Regions from separate parts of the Homo sapiens genome. Here region 2 is linked to region 1. A link is an interaction called in ENCODE POLR2A ChIA-PET data of the cell type or tissue named here. Cell type or tissue: Panc1. All regions are shown on one strand. Links, peaks and the distances in the headings refer to the core of each region. The heading gives the core; the rest is flanking DNA.

Region 1 (12,047 bases), core at 2,271-10,270:
ACTCATTGAGGATTGTGCCATTATTAACCTGATTTAATAGAAGATACTGAGACATGGAGACAACTATAATATATCTGGGAAAAAGTGGAGCCAGAGTGAAACAAGGCAAAGAATTTCTCCATAGTCTGCTCTTGAACCACTAAGCTATTGATCTGTATGATGGTTGTGCACCTGGTCATCTTACTAAATCCTTTTATTACTTCTGACCCTTCTTAAAGTTGTTTGATTAACTAGGTAGAAATTGCATAATCAGCTTATCGTGGCAGTTTAAAATATTACATTCACATACTTATTCTGTTTACGTCACTTTTTTTTCCTATTGCTTGAGGATCTTGCCCTGCCTTTCCCATCATCTAGAGTACCTCCCAGGCCCTTCTTTGAGAAGGTCTCAAACAATATAATTAATGTGTGTTTCACGCATGCCATCATTTGTAGACTACTTACGATTTTCTACATAGAGAACCATCTTATTCACAAAGAATGTTCTTTTTAACTTTTTTCTTTTTCTACCCATACATATTATTTCTTTTTCTTGCTGTATTGTTCTTGCTGGGACCTCCACTGAAATGTAGACATCTTTCCTTTTAGAAGGAAAGAGTTCATTGTTTTACCATTATGTGTGATGTTACCTTTAGATTTTCAATAGATGTTATCAAGTTTAAAAAGTTTCCTTTTTTGTAGTTTCTTGTTAGTTAATATGACTTGATATTTTGGATTTTGTCAAATGCTTCTAATGCATTTATTAAGATGATCACATTTTTTTGTTGTAATCTGTTTATATAGTGAGTTACATTGGTTGGTTGTATTTTGTTAACCCAACCCTGAATTTCTGTGATAAAACCCACTTGATCATGATTTCTTATTCTTTTTACATAATGTTGGATCCGATTTAGTAATTTTTTGTTGAGAGTGTTTGTTTCCATGTTCATGATTGCTCTGTAGTTGCTTTTTCTTTTTGATGCTTGATTACTGGTTTTAGTAATAGAGTATTTTTGGACTCATGGGAGAAGTTGGAAAGTATTACCTTCTTATATGTATTCTAAAAGAGTTTGCAAAAAAAATTGGTATTATTTCTTCTTTAAAAGTTTGATAAAATGCATCAACAAAGCCACCTAGGCCTGGAGTTTCCTTTGTGAGAGGTTCTTAACTACAAAATCATATTTAAAAAAAATAGGTAAAAGGCTATTTGAGTTATGTATTCTTTCTAAGTGAGCTTTCATGCATTCTTTGTTTCAATAAATTTATTTTATCTAGACTATGAAATTTACTACCATAAAGTTCTTCATAATATTCCTTTATTATCTTTGTAATATGTGTAGGATCTGTGGTTATGTCTCCTCTGTCTTCCTGCTGTTGGTAAATCAATTTTATTTTCTGATCACTCTTTTTAAAGACTTATTAGATGTATTAAACTTCTCACAGAAACAGCTCTTTGTTTCACTGATTTTTCTCTAGTTTTTTCTGTTTTCAATTTTATTGATTTTTGCCTTTATTTTTGTAATTTACTTTCACTTGCCTACTTTGTGTTTGATCTTTCTCTTTCTGTTCTTTTCTATTCTATTCTTTTCTTTTCTTTTCCTTCCTTCCTTCCTCCCTTCCCTTCCCTTCCCTTCCCTTTTCCTTCCTTCTTTTCTTTTCTTTTCTTTCTTTCACAAATGGATTCCATTGTCCAGGCTGGAGTGTAGTGGTGTAATTATAGCTAACTGCAGATTTCTTCCTCTTTTTTATTTTCTTAAGGTGGATGCCTGGCTCCCTTTCTTCACTTCTAATAAAGACATTTAAAGTTATACATTTCTTTTTAAGCACTGCAACATACAAATTTTGATATCCTGTTTTTTAATTTTCATTCAGGTACAGACTATCTTATTTCCTATGTGATATCTTCTTTGATCAATGGGTTATTCAGTAACGTCACATTAGATTTCCAAATATTTTGAGATTTCCTCTCATCAATTTCTAATACAATTCCCTGTTACCAGAAAACTTACTTTGCATGACTTGAATCCTTTAGAATTTATTGAGACTTGTATTGTGGCCCAGAATATGGCCTATTTTAGTAAATATTCTGTATACACTTGAAAAGAATGTGTATTCTGCTGTTATTGTATGTAATGCTACTTAAGTATCTATTAGTTTAAGTTTGTTTATGGCAGTGGTTAAATGTCCTATATACTTACTGATTTTCTGCCTACTTATTCTATCATTATCAAGAGAAGTGTGTTGAAATCCCTGACTATAGTTGTGAATTTTTCTACCTCTTTTTCAGTCCTGTGTGTTTTGCTTCATATATTTTGAATCTCTATTATCAGGAACATGAAAATTTAAAGTTGTTACGTCCTTTTGATTTTTGTCTCCTTTGTCATTTTAAAATGATCTTATTTATCTCTGGTAATATCCTTTGTGCTGAAATTTCTGTCTAATATTAGTAAAGCTATACTAGCTATTTTTAGTACTATTGGCTTAGGATATTTGTTTTCATTCTTTCATTTTCAACCTCTGTATAATTTTATTTAAAGCCATTTATTGTAGACAGCATATAATTGGCTCTGGCTTTTTTGTGCTTCAATTTGGACGATTAGCACATATTTTCAAGTTTACTTATCTTTTCTTTTATAGTAACTAAATTGCTGCTAATCCTATTCACTGAGATTTTTATTTCAGATAACATGTTTTCTACCTGTATAGCTCCATTTGATAATTTTATTTTATAGTGTCCATTTTTTCTCACTTCCTTCTTGTATTTCTTTAAATCCTTGAACATATTTATATTACCTGTTTTTAAATCCTTGTATGAGAATTCTATTATGCCTATCACTTCTGGTTTTATTTCTATTGAATGACTTTTCTCCTATTTATTTGTCACATTGTTCTGCTTCTTCACACGTATAGTAATTTTTTATTGGATATTAGATGTTTTGTGGAATATCTGGTTTGCTTGTTTAAGCATAACCCTTAAATAATTTAAGCATGACCCTTTTGGGATCTTCCCTCAATGTGCTGGGCTTTTAATAAGGTCCCTTCACTATGATGTATTAGAACATGAACATCTCTCAGCTCTGTGAACTTGGAAATTGTTCAGATTCATTTTCCTATTGTGCTTTGTTGCTTGCCTTTTTAGAGGTTCACATTACTCATTAAGTGTAATTTGCTTGGAACCTTCCTTAACCATGATCCAAAAAGTGCCTTCAGTCAAAAAGATAGAGCAACCATAAGGCTTACCTTAATCATTGACCTATCTTCAAAGATTGCAGTCATATGGGGCCTGTTATCTAATGTCTGAAAACATTGCTTCTTACATTTGTCTAGTTTTATTTTTATTTACGGGGTGGCAGGAACAGGTCTGGGGCCACTTACTTCCTCATTGAAGAAGTGGAAGTTCTTTTTCCAGTTTTTAATTATATTAATATACTGAATTTTATTGCTAATAATTACATCGATATTTGGAAGCTACTTTTCAAAATATGTTACTCATGTATACATTTTTAGGTAGTTTCACCAATATTTTAATTAGAATTTTTGTATTTGGATTCATAAGTAAGGATGATTGGGAGTATCCTTTAATCCTATTTTTCCCTGACTTTAGTATCAGAGTTATGATAATTTATACATTTATTTAGAAAGTTGTTAAACTTTTAAAATGCTCTGGAGTAGTTCTAAAAACAGAATTTATACTTTTCATCTTACATTTCTCATGAAAATATCTGTAGTAGATCTTTTTTTAGGAGATAGACGGAATAATTTTATTTCTGGAGTACCTTTTAAATTTCTTTTATAATTATTGATATATTTGTGTTTCCTACCTCTTATTTTTGAAATAGAGACAGGGTCCTGCTATCTTTCCCAGGCTGGTCTTGAACTCCTGGGGTCAAGTAATCTTCCCATCTCAGCCTCCCAAAGTGCTGGGATTACAGGTGTGAAACACTGTGTCTGGCCTTCTGCCTCTTCTTGTTTGACTTTTTATTTTCCTAATCATTTTATCTAAATTTTCAAATTTTGTTGTATGTATTTATACCTATAATTCCCTCATGATTCAGAAAATTCTTATCCTTTTCCTATATATGATATTTTCTCACTTCTGTTTTAAAGTTTGTGTAATCTTTTTTCTTTGTTGCATTCACCAAACTTTTACCTATTTTGCCTTTTCAAATCATACATTTTGACATTTTCAAAGAGTGTGAGTATTTTTAGTGAAGTTTAGGGAGTGAGAGGGCTAAAGAGAGAAGACAACATTATATTACACAAGAAGAGGAACACACATAAAGACAAAGCAAGAATGTGTGTGGAAAGGTGTGTGGGATAATGAGATGGAAGAGGGGGGGTGGGGTGAAGAGTCTTGAGGAATATCCTAAGGGCTAGGCAAATAACTTCTGAGTTGAAACAGCTGATGATGAGAAATGACGCCATGTTTATAAGCTTAGGGGCATATAATTGAAATAGACTTGGAAGAAAATTATTTCAGCAGCTTTGGTATGTTGACATGCTCAAATTTTGAAGGCAGGGAGCTTTTCTTGGGATGCTGCCTCAGAAAGGCTTAAGAGAACACGAGGATGATTTAGATAAGTTGTTTTGAAAATGGAAAAATGAAATGTGAACCCAAAATACAATATTGAAGAGAATATGGTGTATATTGACTCTGGAAATATGTGCGTGGTTTTAGCGGTGGGAAAAGTTATGGTAAGGAAAAGTTTAAAAAGGAGAATGTTGCAAAGTCGTAAGATTTTGAGAGCTGAAAAATGGTGGTTTAATAAATGTTGGTAAAGAAATTGGGTTGAGCTGCCTAACAGAGAGTGGAAGTAGCAAGCTGGTATCTGCTCAGGATACATAATAGATATGCGATATTAAATAGATGTTCTACAGATATTCTAGACACATGAATAAAATATAAAACCATGATGAGGGTCACCAAAGATTTCAGGGGTCTGGTTTCCCCAGGCTTCAAAAAGCCCTTTCAGGTGGATAGGTTTCTCTTCTTGGCTTTTTGCAACCCTGAAATGAGAGTTAAATCTGGTGTTTTCAGTTGAGTCTAACAATTTGAGCACGATAAAGATCAGGTGGCTGGGCGTGGTGGCTCATGCCTGTAATCCCAGCCCTTTGAGAGGCAGAGGCAGGCGGATCATGAGGTCAGAAGATCCAGACCATCCTGGCCAACATGGTGAATCCCTGTTTCTACTAAAATACAAAAAATTAGCCAGGCGTGGTGGCGCACGCCTGTAGTCCCAGGTACTCGCGAGGCTGAGGCAGGGGAATCACTTGAACCTGGGAGGCAGAGGTTGCAGTGAGCTGAGACCATGCCACTGCATTCTAGCCTGGCAACAAAGCAAGACTCCATCCCCCCAACACCAAAAAAAAAAAAAAAAAAATCAGGTAAATTCATTATTATTATTGTTTTTTAGAACATGCTGGGAGATAATAGAAGCCTTCGCCAGGGGTGCTTAAGAATCAAAGAGGTTATTACAGGCAAAACTCAGAAGCAAGAGAATGTACAATATAATTCGGGAATTCCTTTTTGCCTTCTGATGCTTGCAGGAGTACTCAATTTTGAAAAGAGGTCGCCATGCCCTGATGGTCCTTTCTTGAATTTTCTGCAATGGCTCTTTCTAGGAAGACCAAAAACTATCACTATAGCAGCTGTATGTGTAAACATTTAAGGTCCAGACCGAGAATAGTCCATTATAACACTTTGACCTTACTGTTTCAGGCCTAGTAATAGCTGTTATTCTAAAAAACAGCATTTAACAGCAGTTGTTTTCCAAATACTGTAGCATATTTTCCCCTACTCTAATAGCTTATATAAAGAACCATTTTCCCAAGTTACCCATGGATGTTGGAAATAATTTCTGCATTTCCCCTGGCTTACATTCTAGTTGTCAAAAAGTCAAAACACAAACACTAGCTGAACAGACTCAGTTACGTCTCAACATGGTAATTGTTAAATCACTCAGTAGGAGGAAAAAAAGTCACACAAGGAGTTATTATTATGCATATGCATTTTTAATGTCTGATTCTCTGTATAACCTTAAATTACAATGCAGGTTAAATTTCCCTTGCTGATTTATAAACATAATGTAAACTCTAGACACAGTTAATGATATTGCAATGTAAAACTGTTCTGTTGCAAACTAAAGACCTTGCTTAGCACTGGGAAGCTCTGGGTTCATTTCAATGTGATCATTGAGGCACTATGCAGAGATTATGCATTTATTGTATTTTTTTCATGAATACATGAATGAATAATAAGTTCAACAAACAAGAGTTTCCTACTGGGAATGTCAAACAAATCATTCTGCGAAGTGCTCTGAATTTCAATCAATCACTCTCCATAACACTTGCCCCACTGAGATCTTCAGCTTCAGCAGAGTCAGCACTTGGAATCACTACAAGCAATCTTGGACAGGAGGCATAAGGTGCAAGAGTGCAGAAAGAGCAGGCCATCCTCCTGTTCTTCTCACCCAAGCAGGAGTTCTTTGCCAAGACACATACTTGTTGCCTTTATATTAGTGGGGGCCTGGGGTAATGGTGGCTCATATTCCAATAGCCTTGATTCTACCACACCCTTGCTGTTTCCCATAAGTTGGAGTCCACAAGTTCTAGTGGATGGCTCAGTGGAGAGAAAGTGTCCACTTGAGGTGCACGGAAAAAACTGAACAACACTAGTAAACAGAACTGTACAGTTGTAGCACTTTTAGGACCTGAATGAATGGTAAAGGAGTTATTAGTGTAAAGACACCATGAAAGATTTGGTTTGTAGAGCATGGAGTCTTTATTTTAGGAAGAATCGTTTGAGGTTCTAACGTTGAATTTTGGTGTCTCTGTCTTGGGAAATCACTATTTTCATTTAAAAGAGTTCAATACCACTATTATGGTAGCCTTGATTCATATTGAGGTGGGAGAAGAAGTGTGAAGAAGAGAACAATTCTTTATTTGCATTTGTTTGTCCAAAGGTAGTTTTAGGACAAACAACTCTTTAGATGGAGCTGTTACCTCCTTCTGCCCCTTTGCCTACATCGTAACCTGAGGTGGATTCTGGTACTGAAGTTGAGAACCTTATTGGATGCCAGTTTGAAGTGAATTTCCTATAGCTTGAGGCAGCATGCTTAGTCTAAGGAAAGTTGCCCATATACTGGTTGAATATCTCTTAGCCAAAATGCTTGGGGCCAGAAGTATTTTGGATTTCAGATTTTTCCTGATTTAAGGATATATGCGTACACATAATGAGATATCATGAGGATGGGCCCAAGTCTAAACATGAAATTTATTTATGTTTCATATACACCTTATACACATGGTCTGAAGGTAATTTTATATAATCTTTTAAATAATTTTGTCCATAAAACAAAGTTCAATGTTTTGACCACATTTTGCTGTAAACTGTCACTGAGATCAGGTGTGGAATTCTCTACTTGTGGTGTCATGTTGGTACTCAACAAGTTTCAGAGTTTGAAGCATTTCAGATTTTAGATTTTCCAGTTAGGGGTGCTCAAGTTGTACCAGGAAAGCTTGCTACTCATCGCCTACCAGATTAATGACTACTCAACAAATTTTGAGTGAATTCCAAAGGCTGTGATAATCAGATTTCTACTTCAGTATAAACACATAGTTTACCTCCTCCCAGTCAATTAAATGTTACCAGATAATACAACTGCTTATGTTTTATTTATAACCTTCAGAATGAGAATCTTATTTTTACTAGCTCTAATTAGACTCTCCTGGCCACAGGACCTATCCTGTATCTGTGTGGATCAGATGTTGACTGTTTTCATAGCACAGGAAGTAGAAAGCGTAGCTGTTACTTAATAGAGGTTGGTTCCCGTCCTCTCTATTCCTTAACATTTATCATAAAAACAAATACCACAAGTTGCAGATTTATCAATTTTTGTTACAAATATACCTTTTCCACTATGAATGTGATATAAATAAATACAGTTTCATTGCATTTTCTGTAGAGGAAAGTGGCTGGATAAAATGTGACAATCATTTTAACCTTTAGTGACAGGCCCTAGATTATTCATTTGGGGTTGGGAAGTGATTCCAATAGAAACAGGCTCTTAAATTCCTCTACCAGTGGTCCTGGCTGGCTGTGTGATGCAGGATAAATAACATCACCATCGTAAGCCTCAGTTTTCTCATCTGTGAAATATAAAAGTTGTACAGATTTGTTCCAAGGGCCCTTCTGGTAACGTAGCATAGTTTTTAAAGGACAGAGTGGAGCTAAACTGCTTGAGGTTCAGTTCCTTAGTAAATTACTTACCCTCTCTGTGCCTTGGGGTCCTCATCTGTGACAAGGTTGTTATAAAGATTAGATGAGTTGATACGTATAAAGCACTTACCCAGGTAAATTCTGTAAGTAAGCTATTATTCCAATTCTGACTTCCATGGTTTTAATAACATTTATTAGTTATTGAGTAGTTAATGTTATCACCACAAATGGGCTAAATATTATTTATCTCTTGTGAAAAATATCACAACAAACCGACTATGAACATACTATAATCATCTCTATTTTACAAACAAGGAAAATTAGGCCAAGTGCTAAGTTATTTACTAACAATTAGGATCTGAACATGAATCCCAGGCCAGCTCAGTATGCTCCAACATCAACCATTGTCTCATCCCCTCTTTCCTGCTGGAAATAGACTAGTCTTCAAGGATTGCTGGAAGACAAAAGCAGAAAAGCAGGAGGGAGACTTTTTTGATGCCTCTGCTTAGCTTGATGTCCGACTCTGAAAAATGTTCTCTGTTGAATTGATTTCTGCCAGTTTCGTTGCTGACTTTGGCACTTTGTTTCACATTTAGTCAGTGTTTATCTAAATGAGTTCAAGCTACTTTCTTCTTCCACACTAAATCCATAATGACCTCTTGCTTCTGAATTAATTACTGGCTCAGTTTGCTGGTATTGCTGCATTCCTCTTCTTTTTTCCAGTTGCTTTCACTGTATTGTTAGCTTTTTCAACCTGCATTTCTTCTCTACTACTTCCTATCTCTCTTCCTTCCCAGGAAGAAAAGGCAACAGCAGCAAACTCACATTGTGCCTACAGAACTTCCTCCCATGGTTCCAATTCCTCGTTACAGTGTGTGTGTGTGTGTGTGTGTGTGTGTGAGAGAAAGAGAGAGAGAGGGAGAGTGTGTGTGTGTGAGAGAGAGAGAGTGAGTGTGTGTGTGTGTGTGTGTGTGTGTGTGAGTATGTTCCAGAAATGTTATCCTCAGTACTTCTGGTAGGGCTTGTGGTAGGTGCCAAAACATCCATTTCTCACCTGAGAGTTCAAGATGGTCCTGAATGCTGGTAAGCAAGAGATAAAGCCAAGGCATATTTCTCTATCAGTCCACTTAAGCCACTTATTTGCACCAATTCTTCGAAGTCAGAATCCGATATCCCAGGGAGAGTCCCTTACATTCTCTGAGGGACAGGGCAGTCCTGCTGCTCCAATGCTTGCTTCAGCAAGCGTGTGTATATAGGTGGCGGATTTATGAAAGCAAACACACAATATTGATTCCTTACAATAGTGCTCATTTTAAATAAGATTTTGCATTTAATGCTTTATTAGCTCAAATCTTCTGCAACTCTTTTCAATACTCACCATAAGACAGTGAATGGGAAAGCAGTTAGGAGCTGAAAGAACGTGAGATTATCTAAACTGGGTTTACTTTTGAATCTCTAAATCAAATAGGCTAAGTATTCTAATAGTCTACCCTCCTGTCTCATCTACACATGAGGGAGAATCCTCTTCTGGGCCAGCGATTGGAACAGCTTCTTACCTCGCTTTGTAGTGTTCTCTCCCATTTTTCTCTAGTTATTGATGTTTAGTGTAGTTTATATGTGTTTAATATTCATAGAGATGTGTATTAATCAACATAGTAAGAGCTAATGGTCAGGGTACTTTACTGGAAAATGGGTTTATTGAGCATTCTGAACGTGTTTCATTACTTACTAATATCTTGTGACCTCACACCAAGAGATCACAGACGATCTCTTGTAAAACTGAGACATATTGTGATTACATACCCCTTAAGTCTAGAAATGATAAAAAAAAAAGGTCATTATTGAACAGAATCTAGATATAAGAAAATCTTTCTATAAGTCCCTCTTTATGTCTGTAGAACATATTGTGTTCTTTTGCAGTTTGCTGAGTAGCTATTAGCTGCTGCTGCTGGCCCTCTATACTTCTGATTTTGTCTCCTCTGTCTTAAAGTTTCATACTTTTCTTAGAATTAAAATAATCCAGGCTAATTGCACTTCTAAATGCTCTTTCTGAAGTGGCTGTATGTATACATTATCATCAGAAGCTTTTCCTTCTATATATATGCTTTCAAAATGTCAGCACTTTCCATTCTGATACTACGGGTTTACTAGTTTGTCCTTTATGTGTCATCTTGTTTGAGGAACAGATCCTCATTCCTTCCTGTCTATTGGTGTCACCACTTAAATGTCCTCAGGCTTCTCAAATCTGGAGTGCTCAAGGTAAAACTCATTATCTCTTTCCTTTCCTTGTTCCAAACCTACTTCCTCCCACCATGTTTTCTCTCTCAGTAGCCTCACCATTTCCTTCAATTGCCCTACAAAAACTTAGGAGTTATTCACAACTCCTTTTCTTCCCCTCATCACACAGCACATGCGTGTGCACATGCATACATACACATGCATGCACACATGTGCACACTTCCATGAGTTTTAGTCCTACCAGCTCTGTCTGTGCCACTTCTACTGCTTCAGGTTTTTATCATCTCTTCGCTGGACAACTTCAACATCCTAACTGGATATCCTGTGTTCAGTCTGTTTTTTGTTAATTCTATCCAATGCCAGATAAATAGTTCTAAAATTCAGTTCTCATGTCTCTCCTGTCCTCAAACACTTGAGATGGCTTCCTTTAGCCAGAGACCAGACTTCTAAACAAAGTGGACAGCTCCGCTCTGTCCAGTTACTCATTATTCTTTAAAAGTGCTATGACAGTTTATATATATGTACTAGTTTGTTTTTGTTAAAATGCTCTTTCATTTATAGATGGGAAACTGAAGAAAAGAGACTATATCTCTTTTGAATCCCAAGAACCCGAACACGGAGTGGACATAGAGAAGTAGACTGATTTACCCAGCGACACACAAATACTGGCTGGTGTTTGAAGCTAGTGTTTGAATGTCTTGGCTCTCAGTCTTATATTTTCTATTTAAAAATATTAGATAATTTGGAGATTTGAGAAAACAAATTTCTCAAGTGGTGTCAAGGAAATCCATTGGCCTTTACTTCTTTAGCCCTGAGACTTTATAAAATTATATAAGACGCAAGTTGGCATTTTCTAGGGGCCACAGGAAAGAGGTACAGGTACTATATTGGCTACGATTCTTCTCTTTGGTTTTAACATCTTAAAGATAATTATATCAGTGCTTCTCAGAATTTAATGTACATATAAATCACCTTATGTGTAATATATTTTATGAATATAAGGTGATTTGTATGTATATTAAATTCTGATAAAATATAATATATAATTACACATTTTATATATAACATATTATCCTATATATATGAATACATATTATATATACTAATATATATTATATATAGTATATAATATATATTGTATGTATAATATAGTATATATACTAATATATAATATATAATAATATATACTGACATAATATACATATATGTATATAAATATATACACTATATATAAAATATATGGTATATAAAAATACATATTATATATAATATATAATACTATATATACCAATATATACTAATATATACTATATACTAATATATAATATATACTATATATACTAATATATAATATATACTATATATACTAATATATAATATACTAATATATAGTATATATGTAATACATATATAAAATATATATAGTATATACTATATATAATATCATATATAACATTTATATGATATATAGTATATCATACATACTATATGTCATATATAATATATATGATATATAATATAGTATAGTATATAATATATATTATATATACTAATATATACTTATATATACTAATATATAATATATTAGACTACACTATATATACTTATATAT
Region 2 (12,047 bases), core at 1,382-9,381, 490 kb after region 1:
CTTTAGTACTAAATTACTTCTTTAGTTCTATAGTTCCAAGTATAGAACTAAATACCTGAAAGCATTTTAAAAGGCAGGGAGAGGCCAGGCGTGGTGGCTCATGCCTATAATCCCAGAACTTTGGGAGGCCGAGATGGGCGGATCACCTGAGGTCAGAAGTTCAAGACCAGCCTGGCTAACATGGAGAAACCCTGTCTCTATTAAAAATACGAAAATTAGCCATGCATGGTGGTGGGCACCTGTAATTCCAGCTACTCGGGATGCTGAGGCAGGAGAATTACTTGATCCCAGGAAGCAGAGGTTGCAGTGAGCAGAGATTGTGCCACTGCACTCCAGCCTGGGTGACAGAATGAGACCCTGAAAAAAGGGAAAGAAGGAAGGAAGGAAGGAAGGAAAGAAGGAAGGAAGGAAGGGAGAGAGAGAGAAAGAGAAAGAGAAAAAGAAGGAAGGAAGGAAGGTAGGAAGGAAGGAAGGAAGGAAGGAAGGAAGGAAGGAAGGAAGGAAAAAGAAAGAAGAAAGAAAGAAAGAACAAAGAAAGGAAAGAAGGAAGGAAGAAAAAGAAAGAAAGAAAGGAAAGAAAAGAAAAGAAAAAAAGAAAGAAAAGAAAAGAAAGAAAAGAAAAGAGAAGAAAAGAAAAGAAAAAAGGCAGGGAGAGTGCAAGACCAGCATTAGAACTCACACTATCAAGATCAGAGGTGAGACAAAGCCCTGACACAATCTGCACTCAATAAAACAGTGTTCAAATTTTAACACAAGCACTTCTGACCCTAAAACAACAATGGAGATTGTTAAAGACCTCTGTTCTGGCATCCTTATTTTTGGAAAAGATTTAATAGTCTGAAAGCAACCTTCAAAGTAGCAGAGGCACGAGAGTAATTCTGATAACTTTGGATAAATGTATAATCTCTTGCAAGGGGAACTTCAAGGGCAATATGTCAGAAAAAAAAAAAAAAAAAGAAGAACAGTTGGGAAAATGAAAACCAGTCTTAAAAATCATACTTTTATCTGTAATTAAAAAGCATTTACAACATCTCTGTCAGCAAACCCTGAAATGCAAGTTAAAATATCAAGCAGCTCCTATGTTGCTGTATGAATCTGTTTGCACGCACATACATATATCTAGTACAGAATGTTAATTCATTTTCCATCACCAGGAATGTTGGGCATGCTGACACAGCGAAGTGAGGTAATCTCAAATTGTTCCAGGATTTGATTTTCATGTGAGTGCAGCCTACAGCTGCATTTGATAGTGCAGCACATTGATATGACACCTTTTCTACAAGGTCTTTGGTGGAATACATCTGCTGAACAGAACAGAAACAAAATATGTGCCTTGACTCAAACTTGTGACAGAGAGCTATCAAAGTGGAAACCTGCTCGAATCCATTTGCATAATATGCAGATGAAAATCTAATGAGAAAGGTATATTGACAGACGTTGCCTTGTTATCTGGCAATGCTGTGCATAACAGCATGTGGTACCTAGACATAATCTCCTGTAATGTTATTTTGCAATTTAAATGTTTTTTTCCTCCTCCAAAAGAAGACACACATCAATAAGTGCCAGGCATCAATAACTGACATTTGAGATAAGATAAACCACACCAACTCATTCAAACAGAATCAGCCGAGTTTATTTTGGGACACAGGTCTCTACATTATGTGCTGCTGGCTGAAGAAGAGGGAAGAGAGGCAGCCCCAAATGCTCACTGATGCCTCATTTTTACTTGTGTTCTGATGGCTGCTCATTCAGCCCTGGTCCCAGTTCTGAGTATATTTCAAGGAACATTACTGAGAACAAAATCGAAGGCCATCAATATTAATGATCTGAACCAGGAAGATAGCTTTTAGTGTGCAAATTAATTACCCTAATCACAGGGTTTTTTGTATCCATTTTAATGAAATAACTATTTATTTCATTGAATCCCATGCTTTTCTTTTGCAAATAAGGCACATTTACATGATAAATACATGAAATTTAAAAGGATGACTAAATTAAATTGAGGAAAAAAGACCTTTTTAAATACAATTTTCTTAGGAAAAACAGCTAGATTAATGGGTTGGTTAGCTGACTGGCATCTGTGATTAAATCTTTTTTAATGTACATCAAATAGAATTTAATGGACCTTGAGAAATGTCTACACAGTCAGTAATATTGAGGGGCTGTAGAAGATTCCAGTTGTCTCCTGTCATTTGTTGGTGAACTCCTGAGTCCTTGGCCTTGGGACTCTGACACAGGCTTTCACACTTTTGGCCTCTGCTTTTTCACTGGGTCCTCTTTCTCTTTCCTTTGACCTTACTCTTTCCTTTAGACCAGGTTGTCTTCTTGAGCAATGTAATCAATGCATTCATTTTCCAGAATGCAGGCCAAAAAATAACTACATTATCAATGAAAGCATTAAGAGTTTAAATATGCCTCATATTTAATCATCTAATTCACATTTGTTTCAAACTGTGCTGGCTTTGGTAACTTTAGACCAAGAGTGATAGGAGGAGAGGGAAGGAGGAAGGAAAGGAGAGAGAGGGAGAGAGAGAGATGCTTAATTCAGAGGAATTTTCAATGAATCTTTTAGAGTCTATGGGTTTTGAAAACTTTTATTTATTGTGGGTAAGCTTTGAAGGGCTGCAAATTCAACAGAAGAGAGATTTGAAACACATTCCAGCTCATTTTTTTTTTTATAACAGACCCAAAGAACAGAGCATCTTTATCTGCTTGCTCCCCCACAACCCCCCACCACCCTTCCCCCGCCCGCCCGCCACCAGAGATATCTCCCTCTCCCTTTGATTTGGAATGATCAATTGCAGCTGCAGCAGCCGGGCAGGCGGCCCCAGGCACCAAGAACATGAGCCTTTTCCCTGCACATTAAGATTTACATTTCAATGGATGCCACCATTTTAAAGATAATTATAACCTTTTTAGATTAATAATTTTCTGTGGCTTCTCTAATGTTTTAACAACGTAAATATTAATTTTGCTGGTTTAAGAGGAAATGTTTCTCTCTCTCCCCTCCCCCCTCCTCTCTATAACTTGCAGAGTGCGGAACAAGGGTTTCCACCCAAATCTTTCCGGGGCAGGGTGTAGTGGGAAGATAGGATGTTGAACTAACAGATATGATTCAAGTATCTTGGCCCTAACCTGGCCCAGCTCTTATAATTTCAGTGTATTTCAACTATGAAAGACTGAAAGCAGTTATAGGGGGCAAAAGACAATGAAGCTACTTTCTGCATAGACGACGTTTAGAAAGTCAGAATTTTTAAAAAGTAAATTGTTTTCAGTTTTATCCAACCTAGAAAGTCAACCCGCAAGACCTGGCAGATGGGATTCACATTTCTTCGATCATATTCCAAGTGCGGTGGGAGATCTCACAAAGATGAAGCTGTCTTGATGAACTCAATAGTCTTGAAAAGAGAAAAAAGGAAACTGCCCACAAAAGATATTGAGACTATGAAGAGGCTTATATTTCACTGTTACTGCAAACTTCCTTTCTGCTTATTATCATTCCAACACTTTATTTCCCAGCAGCTGATGCAGCTGGGAAAAACATCACATTGCACAAACAGATGTCGACTCACTTAAATTGCCTGACCATGCTCCATGGACTGTGATCTATTTTTTGCTGCCCCACAAGTATTGAGTATGTTGTAGACATGGGGACATGGCTTTTTTCCCCCTTCTTTTTACACTCATTAGGTTGCTACAAATATTCTCTTAAGGGCTTATATTCTCCTTATATCACTAGGCATCATTCAAACAATTTACATCAGGCAAATAAAATCAGAGGAACATGTTTCCCATATCCACTGATAACTGAGAGGAATCATGTATATTAAGAAGAAAATTGATAATAGTGCTGGTCAGATGTTACAAGCAGGTCATTCGGTTGCTCTCCTTGATAAAGTGCAGAGCTACAATAATTGCCCTGAGATCTCTTTATGGACAAGACCTTTATTTCCTAGGCACCAAAGCCATGGGATTGAGCATTGCTTGCAAGTGACTTGGGGAATAAAACTGCTCATGAAATATGCATGACTAACACATAGGCTGCCAGGGGAACTGAGTGTATTATGTATGACCCTGCTGTAATTGTAAGGAAATGATATTCATTTAAGTGGATGATTATCACAGTTAAAGGTGCACCTAATGAAACAAAGGTCATAAGCCTAAAAACACAAGGTTATAGCCCTTTTATCGCACCACTTCTCTCTCTGTTTGAAAAGACCTGGCCTTTATTCACAGCTGTTTTTCTAACACCTGTGTGCTCTGTTTATGCAGCCTTAAAGAGTTCCTGTCACCCATATTTAAATGCCAAAAGGACTATTATATTAAATGTTCTTCTAAGATTATTTCCACACATCTGGGAAATATCAGACAGCATGCTGCAATATATATCAATTCAGGCTAGAGTTTTTAGCTACCGATATTTGGTTAGCTGAGGAGTATCCCTTCCTCCCACCACCAGCCACATTTCTCTCTATGGGAAATGTCTAACACTACATTAAGTGAGAACTGGCTTTCATTCTGAGATCAACAATGATGTGATGTGAACCTTCTGGAGTAGACCAAACTCTGAGACAAAATGGAGGTAGCTTTACAGAGTGGATAAAAACCACTATTCAGGAGCCAAACTCCTAAGAGTGGAATCCAGCTCCACTCTTCACCAGTTGTGTGACCTTGGGCAAGTGACATAACTGCTTAGTGCTTCTGAACAGAATCTTAATCTATAAAATGGAGCCCATACATAGTTGTGACCTCACAATGTTGTTACGAGGATAAATGAGTTAATATTTTAAAAGAGCTTAGAACAGTTCCTGGTACATAGTAAGTGCTACCGGTTTGTTAAGTTAATAAAATACACAGTTTGTATGGTTGGCTTGTTTTGCTGTTCCCCTCCTCCATGTACCCCTGCAATCCTTTTGTCATTTCCTTTTGTACCCAGTGAACTTCCTAGTGCCCATGTTCACCTTTAGGCTTCAGTTGTGTTTTAGTCTGCTTGGGTTGTTCCAACAAAGTACCATAGACTATGTGGCTTATAAAGAGCAGAAATATCTTTCCCACAGCCTGGAGAAACCTGAGTTAGGGTATAAGCATGGCCAGGTTTTGGTAAGGGCCCACTTCCCAGGTGCAAAGAGCTCACTTCTCACTGTGCCTCCTCACATGGCAGAAGAAACAAAGGAACTCTCGCAGGTCTCTTTTAAAAGAGCAGTGGTCTGGGTGTGGTGGTGCACCTGCAGTCCCTGCTACTCAGGAGGCCGAGGCAGGAGAATTGCTTGAACCCTGGAGGCTGAGGTTTAAGTGAGCCAAGATCACACCACTGCCCTCCAGGCTGGGTGACAGAATAAGACTTCGTCTCAGAAAAAAAAAGAAAGAAAGAAAGAAAAAGAGCACTGGTCCCAAAGGCCCCACCTCTGGATATCATCACATTGTGGGTTAGGAATTGAACATATGAATTTGCGGGTGACACAAACATTCAGACCATAGTGGTGCAGCTTGTACCACATCTCACCAGTAACCACAACTTCCAGCCAAGGCAAACTGCGTGCAGTAACATGCCTTGGCGAGGGCAGCAGCAACCCATCCGATGGAGGCTCGTTCACTTACAAACAATAAGCACCTGAGGACTTTCCCAGTCTTGCTGACATTTGCCTAGTAAGTTCACAGAATATTGGGAAATGGGGGAAAATCACGCTAGAAAAACACACAGGAGAGAAAACCACAGGAGTCTTCATGAGCTGAATCCAAATTAATAGTGACTCTTCTAATTACCTTAATGTCATTTTGTTTTGCTTCAGGAGGTAAGGCAGAAAAATAGAACAGAGACGCCACCTTATACAGGGAGCATATATTAGCTCTGGAGAGTTTTACAGATTTCATAATGCTTTCATTCATCATTTCCTTCTGATCTCAAAATTACCATTTGTGATGGATAGGACAGTTTTCACCATACCCAGAAGGTTTTAGATAACTTATAAACTCCTGACCTTTCCCTTCCAAAATGTAACTTCTTAGGATAACCAAAGTTGTCTGACATAAGATAAAATAGAAGCAGTAAAGTCAGTGAGAAGAATTGGATTTTATAAAAACCATTAGACTGGTAACCATAAAATAACTTCCCTGCAAAAAAAAAAAAAAAAAAAAAAAATCACAAACTTTGTTTTCTTAGCTTTTAAAGAAAAATCACTGTGATGCAATCGCATGTAGCAAAGGAGTTGTGAAGCTGACATGGCTGTGTTTGAATCCCAGCTCTGGTGCTTACTATCTGTGTGACCTAGGGGAAGTTACTTCACCTCTCTGTGGCCTCAGTTTCATCTGCTGTACAGGGATTAAAAAGCCCATAGCGTTGCTAGGTTTCTTAGCAAGAGAATACATGTGAGTTTAGAACAATGTCTGGAATGTAATAAGTACCCTGTTGTAAGCTATTTTATTATTACTGTTAGAATAAAAATCAGCATTTAAGAAAAGTTTTTGGCATTTCATGCTCAGAGGCATTTGTCTGCAACACTTTTTGATAGTTTAAAAACATGCATTCAAATTCTTTGACACTCCATCCTTCAAAAGGTAAAATTCACTTCTCACCTTGAATGTGGGCTGTACTTAGTGGCTCATTCCTAATAATTAGAATGTAGTGGAAGTGATAGTGTGTGAATTTCAAGCCTAGGTCATTCAAAGCATTTCCATTCTTGACATGATTTGTCTTGGATCACTAGCTCTGGGAGGAAGCTAGCTGCCATGTTGTGAGGACACTCAAGCAGCCCTCTGGAGAGGACATGGGAATGAGTCATCATGGGAGGAGACTTTGGCTGCAGTCAAGCTTCCAGATCATTTCAGCCTTCAGCCCTTGAACTTTTCAGAGAAGGCACCAGACAGGTAGAGTAGATATAAGCCACACCTACTGTGCCGTACCAGAATTCTCAACTCGTTTAAAATGATGAGATAATAAATCGTTGTTTTAAGCCACTAAGGTTTTGGGCAATGTATTATACAGCAATAGGTAACATCCTTCAATGTAGAGGTGGGAGTTTCACTTGCCATGCTGAAGACATGTATAGATAGGGATGAGTAGTGAGGCAAGGTTTTAGAGATCTAAATGAGCATAGACTACAGTGCAAATTAGCGAACCTTTTGAACATCCTTGATTATACTTCACTTTTGTGTTATCTATTAACATAGAATCTTTTTTTTCATACCTAAGTAAAATAATTCTGTATCATATGTAGTACTTACTTCTAGGATGACCAATCACCTAGTCAGTCTAGGACTGTCTTTGATTTAGCAAATGAAATTTATATGTCCCAGGAAACTCTTCAGTCCTTGGCCAACCAGAATCTAATCACTTTAGATTAGATAATTATAAATATCTCATATGAGCTAGTCCTATAGGTAAAGAAAAGACATTTGGGCTGGGCACAGTGGCTTATGCCTGTAATCCCAGCACTTGGGAGGCCAAGTTGGGCGGATCACTTGAGGTCAGGTGTTCAAGACCAGCCTGACCAACATGGTGAAACCCCATCTCTACTAAAAATACAAAAATTAGCTGGACATGGTGGTGCACACCTGTAATCCCAGCTGCTTGAGAGGCTGAGGCAGGAGAATTACTTGAACCTGGGAGGCAGAGGTTGCAGTGAGCCAAGATCGTGCCATTGTACTCCAGCCTGGGTAACAGAGCAAGACTCCATCTCAAAAAAGAAAAAAAGAAGACATCTGAATGGAGGTTTTTGTTTCAATACATGCTTTTAGAGGAAGGAGAGACATCCCAAATAGTCCCCACCTCATCATATTTCTCCACACTTCTCTGAATCTTGTCATACTACTGCTGAGCCCTTCATATGGAGAGGAAAGATGGCATAGAAGGAGAAGAGATCACTGCCACTTAGCCTTCAGCTCTTTAAGGCTCATGGGATCTAGAGGTGCAGGGTAGACAGTGATGATTGTTGTCAGGAGGTGTGAAGGTGTCAGGAAGTAGAAAGCAGGGTTCTAGGGGAAGCTCTGCAAGCCTTAGTGGCAATTGAGTATGGACAGAGAATGCTCAAATCAACTTTCCTCCCCTCTGCCCTTTGGCTATCGTCTGTTTTGTTTCATGATTTAGAAGTTTGTAAGGGGTGTAGTTTATTGTTTAAAAATACTTTCAAGTTCTGGAAAAGATAATGGGATGGATTCTCATCTATAAGTAGAACAAAGAACCAAGAATTCAGCTGCAAGCACACCCTTTTTCCTGCCTGTCAATAACCAAAATAGCATATAACTGTGTATTTCTTGTGAAACTATCATGTGGGCAGGAGAGAACTAGATAGAGCATTTATTGCTCAGGGTTATATGATGCAGAGACTAGGTCATACCAGTCTAACAAATTTCACCTGCTTAATTCCATGGTGGACACATGAGAATAGCGTAACTTGTTCAAAAGGAAATGTACCTGAGTTATGAACAAAGGAATTTATAAGTCAATTAATAGCTTTAACAAGGGAAATGTTAGCTGACACAATAGAATAGCATTTGCATCCAAACAATATGGGTAAATTATAAATTTATCTTTTTGTTAAAGCACTCTTTTTTCTTCATCTGTCAGAAGGGTTACTCTAATTTTAAAAATACTGCTAATAGTCATATTCAACATGTAATGAGTAACAATAATCATATTCAACACATTGTGTGCCAGGTACAATTGCACTATACCCATGTTAAATCAATAGATAGGACAGGCCTAATGAGGCAGGTGCTACCAGATCCCTATTTTACAAATAAGGAAACTGAGTCACAGAGTGACTAAATAATGTTTCCAAGGTAACTTCACAAGAAGGTGGCCAAAAATCCTAGTGTTCACACTCCATACTTGGTCTTTTTCTTTGATTAAATCAGCCTCTGATTATGCAGAGTTTTATTTTAAAAAAATCTGCTCCTCCTCTTCTAATAAGAGTAAATTAGCAAGTTCAGCTGCCTGCTCTAAGAAAAGTGATTCTGGTTCAAGAAACACAAATTAGGGGGAGTTGGATAAAAGCAGTGAAACAGATGGAGAAAGAAATGTAGGAGAGAGGATTAAAGTAGGCAAGTGAACCTAAAGAAGAGAACAGGAGAACAGAGAAGAAGAGAAGAAAAAGAGGAAGAAAATAAGAGAAAGAGTAAAGGGGAAGGAAAGAATGGCAGGAGGACAGAAAGGCTAGAGAGTTGGAGTAGGAGAAAATGTTAACACAAGCAAGGGTTCCAAGTTCAGATGATATCAGTGTTTTACATGTAGTAAATAGTTAAATGCTAAAAGTAAGGTGATAGTTGAAGATTTTCTTTCTCTGAATTTTTCTTACAAAAACTGTTGTTAAATGTAAAGAAGCAGGGGGTGGAATTGGCATCAGAAGAAAAAAAAAATGCCTGCTCAAGATTTTGTCTGAGGCAGGACAGACTTCTGACTGCAAAGGGAAAGCCACAAGAAATTAAAAAATCAGTCCGGGCACAGTGGCTCATACCTGTAATCCTAGCACTTTGGGAGGCTGAGGTGGGTGGATCACTTGCGGTCAGGAGTTCAAGACCAGCCTGGCCAACATGGTGAAACCCGTCTCTAATAAAAATGCCAAAAAAAAAAAAAAAAAAATTAGTCGGGCATGTTGGTGCATGCCTGTAATCCTAGCTACTCAGGAGGCTGAGGTGGGAGGATTGCTTGAACCTGGGAAGTATAGGTTGCAGTGAGCTGAGATCATGCCACTGCACACACCAGCCTGGGTGACAGAGGGAGTTTCCATCTAAAAAGCAATAGAAAGAAAAAAAGAAAAGAAAGAAGTAAAAAAATCTAGAAAAGTATAGCAATGCAGGCAGAGGCAGAAGTCACATTCCCAGAGGACATTCTACCAAAGCAGTACCTTTTCAAACAAATTTTAAGGACGTTCATTGACATACAGTGTTTAAGACAGTGATGAAAACGAGTGCAGTGGTTTTCATCCCTGCACTTGTTTGATATATGGTTTATGTCTTAGTCTGCTTTGTGTTGCTATAAGAGAATGCCACAGACTGGGTAATTTATAATAAATAAAAATTTATTTGGCACACAGTTTTAGAGGCTGGAAAGACCAAGAAGAGCACAGAACTGGCATCTGGCGAGGGGCTTTTGTGCTACATCATACCATGGCAGAAGGCAGAGAGGCAAGAAAGGGAAAGAGCTAGTGTGCAAAAAGGGGCCAAACTCACTTTCACAACAAAGCCACTCTGGCCATAACTAACCCACTCCCACAAAAATGACAGTAATCCATTTATGAGAGTTAACCCTCATGACCCAGTCACCTCTTATTAGGCCCCACCTCTCAACACTGTCGCACTAAGAATTATGGTTCCAACACATGAATTTTGGAGAACACATTCAAACCATAGAATTTTGCCTTTGGCCCCAAAATTCATGCCCTACTGACAAGGCAAAACACATTCATTCCATCCCAATAGTCCCAAAAGTCTTAATTCATTACAGCACCAACTCAAAAATCTAAAGTCCAAAGGCTCATCTGAATCAGATGTGAGGCCAGGCATGGTTGCTCACACTTGTAATCCCAGCACTGTAATCCCAAGCCTTGGCAGCCTCCAGGTGGTGTTGAGCCTGCAGGTAGACAGAAGGCAAGAGTTGAGGTTTGGGAACCTCCACCTAAATTTCAGAGGATATACGGAAACACCTGGATGTCCAGTCAGAAGTTTGCTGCAGGGGCAGAGCCCTCATGGAAAACCTCTACTGGGGCAGTGCAGAAGGAAAATGTGGGGTTGGAGCCCCTACAGAGTCCCCAATAGGGCACTGCCTAGTGGACCTGTGAAAAGAGGGCCACCACCTTCCAGACCCAAGAATGGTAGATCCACCAACAGCTTGTACCATGTGCCTGGAAAAGCTGCAGGCACTCAATGCCAGCCTGTGAAAGCAGCTGGGAGGGGCACTGTACCCTGCAAAGTCATAGAGGCAGAGCTGCACAAGGTTGTGAGAGCCCACATCTTGCATCGGTGTGACCTAGATGTAAGACACAGAGTCAAAGGAGATCATTTTGGAACTTTAAAGTTTAATGATTGCCTTGTTGGATTTTGGACATGAATGGGGCCTGTAGTCCCTTTTCTTTGGCCAATTTCTCCCATTTGGAGCAGGTGTATTTACCAAATGGCTGTATCCCCAATGTATCTAGGAAGTAACTAGCTTGTTTTTTATTTTACAGGCTCATAGGCAGAAGGGAATTGCCTTGCCTCAGATGAGACCTTGGACTTGGACTTTTGAGTTAATGCTGGAATGAGCTAAAACTTTAGGGGACTGTTGGGAAGGCATGATTGTATTTTGAAATGTGAGGACATGAGATTTGGGAGGCACTGGGGGCAGAACAATACGGTTTGGTTGTGTCCCCACCAAAATCTCATCTTGAATTATAGTTCCCATAATCCCCACATGTCTTAGGAGAGACCTGGTGGGAGGTAATTGAATCATGGTGGTGGTTACCTCCACGCTGTTCTTGGGATAGTGAGTGAGTTCTCATGAGATCTGATGGTTTTATAAGGGGGTCCCCGCCAACACACAACTTTGCTCTGCACTTTTTCTTGCTGCCACCATGTGAAAAAGGATGTTTGCTTCCCTTCCACCATGACTGTAAGTTTCCTGAGGCCTCCATAGCCCTGTAGAACTGTGAGTCAATTAATTTATAATTTCTTTATCAATTACCCAGATTCAGGTATGTCCTTATAGCAGCATGAGAAGGGACTAATATAAGGACTTTCCCCCTCCCTTCATCCACCACTGCAGACACACATGGGGCTTCTCCCACAGGAGCTCAATGTGGGTACACCTATAGACAGCATTTTTGGATCACTTCAGGGTGACCATTTTTCCAGAGAAGAAATGACCTCCAGGTTAAGCCTTGCATGAAGGGTGGAGTAACAATCCCTCTCTACAAGGAACATCAACATTCTTGCAGATGGAAAGAGTTGCCTATCTGCCTAAAAGGAGTTCTAAACCATGAAACAAAAGCCTGAACTATCAAACCCAGTAAATAAAATGTGAGGAATAAGTAAGTCAATAAATAACTGCACACCACAGAGGAATGAGATAAGCT

What was found. ChIA-PET counts read pairs that join two places held together with the same protein. Peaks named below come from ENCODE experiments on the same cell type or tissue, not always from the same donor. Only the 100,000 strongest peaks of a DNase experiment are listed, where the experiment ranks them.
Region 2: POLR2A ChIA-PET joins it to region 1 with 20 read pairs; 2 of 35 experiments call an interaction of 5 or more read pairs at or near these places.

What each region holds. Positions count from the first base shown.
Region 1 is chr5:123,738,060-123,750,106 of GRCh38, forward strand. No RefSeq gene overlaps it. Among named protein-coding and RNA genes, the nearest start is that of CSNK1G3, 230 kb to the left of the region's middle. In Panc1, for the core only: no CTCF peak of the experiment used is centred there; no DNase peak of the experiment used is centred there; H3K27ac peaks cover 1,342 bases.
Region 2 is chr5:124,233,002-124,245,048 of GRCh38, forward strand. All of the region lies in intron 4 of LINC01170 (long intergenic non-protein coding RNA 1170), which reads right to left. Among named protein-coding and RNA genes, the nearest start is that of LINC01170, 200 kb to the right of the region's middle. In Panc1, for the core only: no CTCF peak of the experiment used is centred there; no DNase peak of the experiment used is centred there; H3K27ac peaks cover 1,503 bases.